Linked DNA regions of Homo sapiens: region 1 is linked to region 2. A link is an interaction called in ENCODE POLR2A ChIA-PET data of the cell type or tissue named here. Cell type or tissue: HepG2. All regions are shown on one strand. Links, peaks and the distances in the headings refer to the core of each region. The heading gives the core; the rest is flanking DNA.

What was found. ChIA-PET counts read pairs that join two places held together with the same protein. Peaks named below come from ENCODE experiments on the same cell type or tissue, not always from the same donor. Only the 100,000 strongest peaks of a DNase experiment are listed, where the experiment ranks them.
Region 1: POLR2A ChIA-PET joins it to region 2 with 10 read pairs; 5 of 35 experiments call an interaction of 5 or more read pairs at or near these places.

What each region holds. Positions count from the first base shown.
Region 1 is chr15:72,121,561-72,124,483 of GRCh38, forward strand. The region is part of intron 1 of SENP8 (SUMO peptidase family member, NEDD8 specific); the gene reads left to right. Among named protein-coding and RNA genes, the nearest start is that of SENP8, 4.6 kb to the left of the region's middle. In HepG2, for the core only: no CTCF peak of the experiment used is centred there; no DNase peak of the experiment used is centred there.
Region 2 is chr15:71,850,441-71,853,363 of GRCh38, forward strand. MYO9A (myosin IXA) reads right to left here. Exons shown (of 42, transcript NM_006901.4): 36 at 1,692-1,820; 37 at 813-918. Among named protein-coding and RNA genes, the nearest start is that of NR2E3, 41 kb to the left of the region's middle. In HepG2, for the core only: a CTCF peak has its summit at 571 (motif pointing left); DNase peaks (open chromatin) are centred at 581 and 1,721.

The sequences.
Region 1 (2,923 bases), core at 142-2,641, 270 kb after region 2:
TCTCCAAAAAAAAAAAAAGAAAATTAGCCAGACATAGTGGTGCCTGCCTGTGGTCCCATCTACACGGGAGACTGAAGCAGGAGGATTACATGAGCCCAGGAGGTCGAGGCTGCAGTGTTCATGCCACTGCACTCCAGCCTGAGTGACAGAGAGCCTGTCTCCAAAAAAAATCTTGAGGTGATCTCTAGAGTCTGCTAAATTCCTTTATTTCCACAATGTGCTGACCAGTCTAGAGTAACATACATTGGAATAAATGGCATACCTGTCAACAGGAATATATACCCCAGTGTGGGAGTCAGTTAACTTTATGTGGTCAAGAGGCTAGCCCAGTCTTTTGTATTATAAATGATATTGTTAGTACTTCTAATAAAGCAATGGCCTTACCATAAGTTCACAGATCTTGCCAAGGCCTTCCTCAGTCAAACTCCATCTATACCTGTGAGTCCTACATTTCTGACTTTTAAAAGTCAGAACCTGTCTATACCTGTGAGTCCTACATTTCTGTCTTTTAAAAGTCAGAACTCCTCTCTTTTTGCCAATTCCTTAAACTTCTTGGATGGGAAAGAAGTTTAGTTTAAACACATTAGCAAAAGAATGGGAGGTCCTCAAGGCCCAGGCAACCCATCTCCTTTGAAACTGATCAATACCGGACTATAAAAACTTACTGCTCAAATCCAGCTAGTACCCAAAGTATGTACTGTCTATATACCTGTCTATACCTGTGAGTCCTACATTTCTGACTTTTAAAAGTCAGAACTCCTCTCTTTTTGCCAATTCCTTAAACTTCTTGGATGGGAAAGAAGTTTAGTTTAAACACATTAGCAAAAGAATGTGAAGTCCTCAAGGCCCAGGCAACCCATCTCCTTTGAAACTGATCAATACCGGACTATAGAAACTTACTGCTCAAATCCAGCTAGTACCCAAAGTATGTACTTTTTAAATGTATTCTAAAAAATTGAATTTGGGGTTTAGGTATTACTGATCCAAATGAGTCCTATAAAATTAACTTCCAGAACTAGGTTCTCAGAGAGGCCACCATTACCACCTTCTTCAACATAACTAGCCTATATTGACTTTCTGTCCATCAAATAATTGGAGGCCATTTGGGTGGTGATAGGAAGAATTAAGTTTATGCAGAACTTGAGGTTCAGCTATCTGACACCTTTTGCGGGAGGAGGAGGAGTGGGTCTATCTGAAATCAGAAATAATACTTTTATGAGGCTTTTTAATAATTTTTATTACTTACAGAAAATTTCTGAAAGTTCCTTTCTCTGGCTCCCAATTAAATGGCTTACTCCACAATCAACTTATAAAAGCACTGGATCATTGTCTTGATCCCAAAAAATTTGTCCCAACTATAGTTACTATTTTGAGCATCTGTATTATTGTTTGAAAACCTTAGGCTTGCTTTCCCTGATGGCCAATGAATAAAACTCTCAAAGTCGTGTGATTCATTACTCATTAATTCATTAGATATTTATTGAACCTCTACTATGTGCCAGGCACATTTTTGAAACCCACTAATGAGCAATTTGTAATGACAATTTACCTCTTAACTATCTATGAAAAAAATAACTTGCCAGGATTTGAAATCCTTAGAACAAATGAGATTAAAAGATCATAGCTTTTTTGTGTTCTTTCAAATAGTGTGTTTGCATAGAGCTGCCATGTGCTGACCACAGTGATTATCTGTGAAATGAGGTAAATCATGGCTTTAACCACTCCTTATCAGACTTTGTTACCACATGTACTAAAATAAAGTTCTGTCTACACCTTTATAAAATATTATCTTACACAGACGTCTTATTAATTCTAATGGCCTCTCCACACCTGACCCTCACTCCTAGTCATTTCAAAGTTTGCAATTGTGTAAAGTCATTTCTCAGAAAATTTGAAGCAAAACAAAGTCACCACAAGAAAAACTTGGTATACACCAGGTTTATATTGAGGACAAAAACTGTGACACAATTACAAATGGAACTTTTTTTTTTTTTTTTGTGATGGAGTTTTGCTCTTGTTCCCCAGGCTGGAGTGCAGTGGCGTGCTCTTGGCTCACCACAACCGCCACCTCCTGGGTTCAAGCAATTCTCCTGCCTCAGCCTCCCGAGTAGCTAGGATTACAGTTGTACACTACCACGCCTGGCTAATTTTGTATTTTTAGTAGAGACAGGGTTTCTCCATGTTGGTCAGGCTGATCTAGAACGCCCGACCTCAGGTGATCCACCCGCCTTGGCCTCCCAAAGTGCTGGGATTACAGGCATGAGCCACCGCACCCAGCCTACAAATGGAACTCTTGAGGTAGAAATGGTAGACCAGGAATAAAATTATTTTCATGGTCAATGACACCTTAGCCATTGATAGCTGTGCCTAGTTACAGAGCAATAAATGGAGAGCCTTGGTGTTAGATGAAATCCTAAAAAGTCACCTGTTTTATCTCCTTGGCCCCAGACAGAATAAAGTGGAATTTATAGCAGTAGAGTTACCAAGCATCATCATCACACCAAGTAGGTTTTGTACTTTGAGAGCTGAATTCCTCTCTGAAATATTGATGTTACAGGAATGTTGTTTAAATTCATAGCTCATTTATAAAATTGAGAATATTTCTTACATTTATAACTGTGTTGTGTTTTCCTGAGTTTTTCAAGATATGTTTCACTTCTGTACTTTGCTCACTCAGGAAAAATATTTATTTATTAAAACTCTAGCTTGTCAGGCACTGAAGTTAGAAGGATGAGTAAAATCTAATCTGTGTACTCAAGAGGGTTATATAATAAATCTTGATGGTCATTCTTACATGCCACATTATACAGATCTCCAGATGGCTTAGGCTTAGTTTTAAAAGGAAACGTTTTAATTGGGGGGAAATTGAAACCCCAAAAAAAAGCCATGAACTTCCTTCCTGGAAATATTTTTGCCATAAAAA
Region 2 (2,923 bases), core at 234-2,733:
AGGCCAAGATCACTAGATGAACATGTCCAAAGAATGCAGAATCGGCCAGGCACGGTGGCCCACACTTGTAATCCAGCACTTTGGGAGGCCAATGTGGGCAGATTACTTGTGGTCAGGAGTTTGAGACAATCTTGGCCAACATGGCAAAACCTTGTCTCTACTAACAATACAAAAATTAGCCAGGGTGTGGTGGCGCACACCTGTAATCCCAGCTATGTAGGGGGCTGAGGCAGGAGAATCACTTGAACCGGGGAGGCGGAGGTTGCAGTGAGCTGAGATTGCGTCACTGCACTCCGGCCTGGGTGACAGACTGAAACTGTGTCTCAAAAAAAAAAAAAAAAAAAAAAAAAAAAAAAAAAAAGAATGCAGAGTAGAGGCTTTAACCAAAAATAAAGATGGCTTTCTTCTCAACTACTGCTGATATTTACACACAGGGGAAGAGACACTACTCCTGACGCCTCTTTGGTCAATTCCTGAGAATGATCTGAACCCCTCATATGAATTAGGTCATTTCAATAGATTATATATCCTTTCTAGTTCAGCTGTTAGAAAACAGGCTAAACTACACACTGCCACCATGAGGCTGAAGCTGTTACATGGTTCAAACAAGGGCAGAAAAGCAACTGCCATGCATTCCAGCTCAGCTGAATATTTCTGCTCCAAGGTATCCTAACCACCTGTTTGAGACACTGACTTTATAAATAGAAGAAAAAATAAATACCTGTCAGTCTTCCAAATGGAGAAATTCCTTATCTATTTAAAATAATCCAAGAGAAACTATTAAAAATCGTTCCCTTGCTTCTTAAAGTTACCTGACTAGATGAAAGATGAGGCGTTCCAGTGTATTGAGATGAGTTCGGGAGAGTTGATCAATCACAGAGTATACACCACGGATTGTCTCCTTCCTCTCCTGAAGGCCTAAAAACAGTAAGAGCAGAAACTAAGACTAAATATCCCCCCTTATACAGTGTATCTTCCTCCCAGACACTATGAAGCAAAGAAGGCTGGCTACAGAGTTTTAGGAGTAGTTGTACCTGTAGGGCAGGAGAAGAGCAACTCACAGTAACTATTTAACTCCTTTTGCTTGAGTTCTATATTCATAAACAGTCTCCTTAGTTTGAACCTATATCACAGTAATCCTTAATAACAGCAAGGGGATAGAGATGTTCTAGTTTTTCAGTCATTGTGTAGCAGATTGATTTACCATTAAAGTCAACATAATTTATGAATCCTCAGGGCCTAAATACCTCTAGGAAGGCCTTTATCAATATCCTACGCACTTACAGCACTGAGAAACTAAACTCTGAAACCTGTTAAGCTTGGCATAAAACAGCCAGCTTTACACATAGTTCTTGCCTAGATTTCCAATTTAAATGAACATAAGCCTAATCTTAAAACTTATTTTTAATATTTTAATCTGTTTTATAACCCCAGTCTTTCCATTTCTTTGTAAGAAGCAACCAAGTGTCTCACTCAGAAAATTTTTAGGACACTAACGTTTTGATGAGTCTCTAAAAAGTCAACATTTGAATAGGTGACAGTATACTAGCCGTTTTGTATTCACTGTCAAAAGCTTACCTTTGAATCTATAAGAATTAAACCACTAGAGGATGGCTTGATAATCTATACTCAAGATGGCATTTCTTTCCCAACTATAGGCCTTCTCTCTAACCCAGGAAGCCTATGCTTACCCATAGCTCGAAGAAATTCCTCATAGAGTTCAAAGGTCATGAGAGGATTGGGCAAATCTCGAAGCCATTGTTTGAATACACTTGCAATGACGTGTATGTTATAGTCATCTAGATTTACACTCTCAGCATCTATTTAGAGACAAGAGTTAGATTAACAGAGCCAAAACATGCAAAGAGATTCAAATAATTCACTTTAGAAACTATCATCATTAAAGGAAGGCTTCATGTTTCTTTTTTTTTTTTTTTTTTGAGATGGAGTTTCACTCTTGTTGGCCAGGCTGGAGTGCAATGGTGTGATCTCAGCTCACCACAACCTCTGCCTCCCGAGTTCAAGTGATTCTCCTGCCTCAGCCTCCGGAGTAGCTGGGATTACGGGCATGCGCCGCCACGCTTAGCTAATTTTGTATTTTTAGTAGAGACGGGGTTTCTCCATGTTGGTCAGGCTGGTCTCGAACTCCCAACCTCAGGTGATCCACCTGCCTTGGCCTCCCAAAGTGGAGGGATTACAGGCGTGAGCCACCATGCCCGGCCGGCTTCATGTTTCTTAGTCAAACTGACTAACCTATTTTCCACAATGTAATTCCATGCTTTGGAACTGTGCTTCTAACTGTGGTGAAAGAATACGTCTTGTGTATTTGTTTTCCAAACCTGTTGTGGACTGAAATGTGTAAAATAAAAGATCATGGCCAGGAGCAGCGGCTCATGACTGTAATCCCAGCACTTTGGGAGACTGAGACAGGCCGATTACTTGAGGCCAGGAGACAGAAAGCAGCCTGGCCAACGTGGTGAGACCTGTCTCTACTAAAAATATAAAAATTAGCTGGGTGTGGTGGCACACGCCTATAATCCCAGCTACTTGGGAGGCTGAGGCAGAATTGCTTGAACCCAGGAGACGGAGGTTGCAGTGAGCCAAGGTCACACCATTGTACTACAGCCTGGGCAACAGAGCAAGACTGTCTCTGAATGAATGAATGAATGAATGAATGAATGTTTTCGTGCTGAAGCACTGTTATACTGCTATAAACGTCTCTACATGCTTGCTCTCAATTTCTGTACTTACCTGGTTTTGGATTTGTCCACAGACCACACTTTGAGTAACAATGGTTTACATGACAAATGAAAAAACGCATACAGGACACTTTCTGAAAGTAAGGCTAATTTTAAGTCATTCTTAGAGATAAAAGGACAGTGATAACTGAGCTTAGAAAATGTAAAGGAAACACCTTCACCCG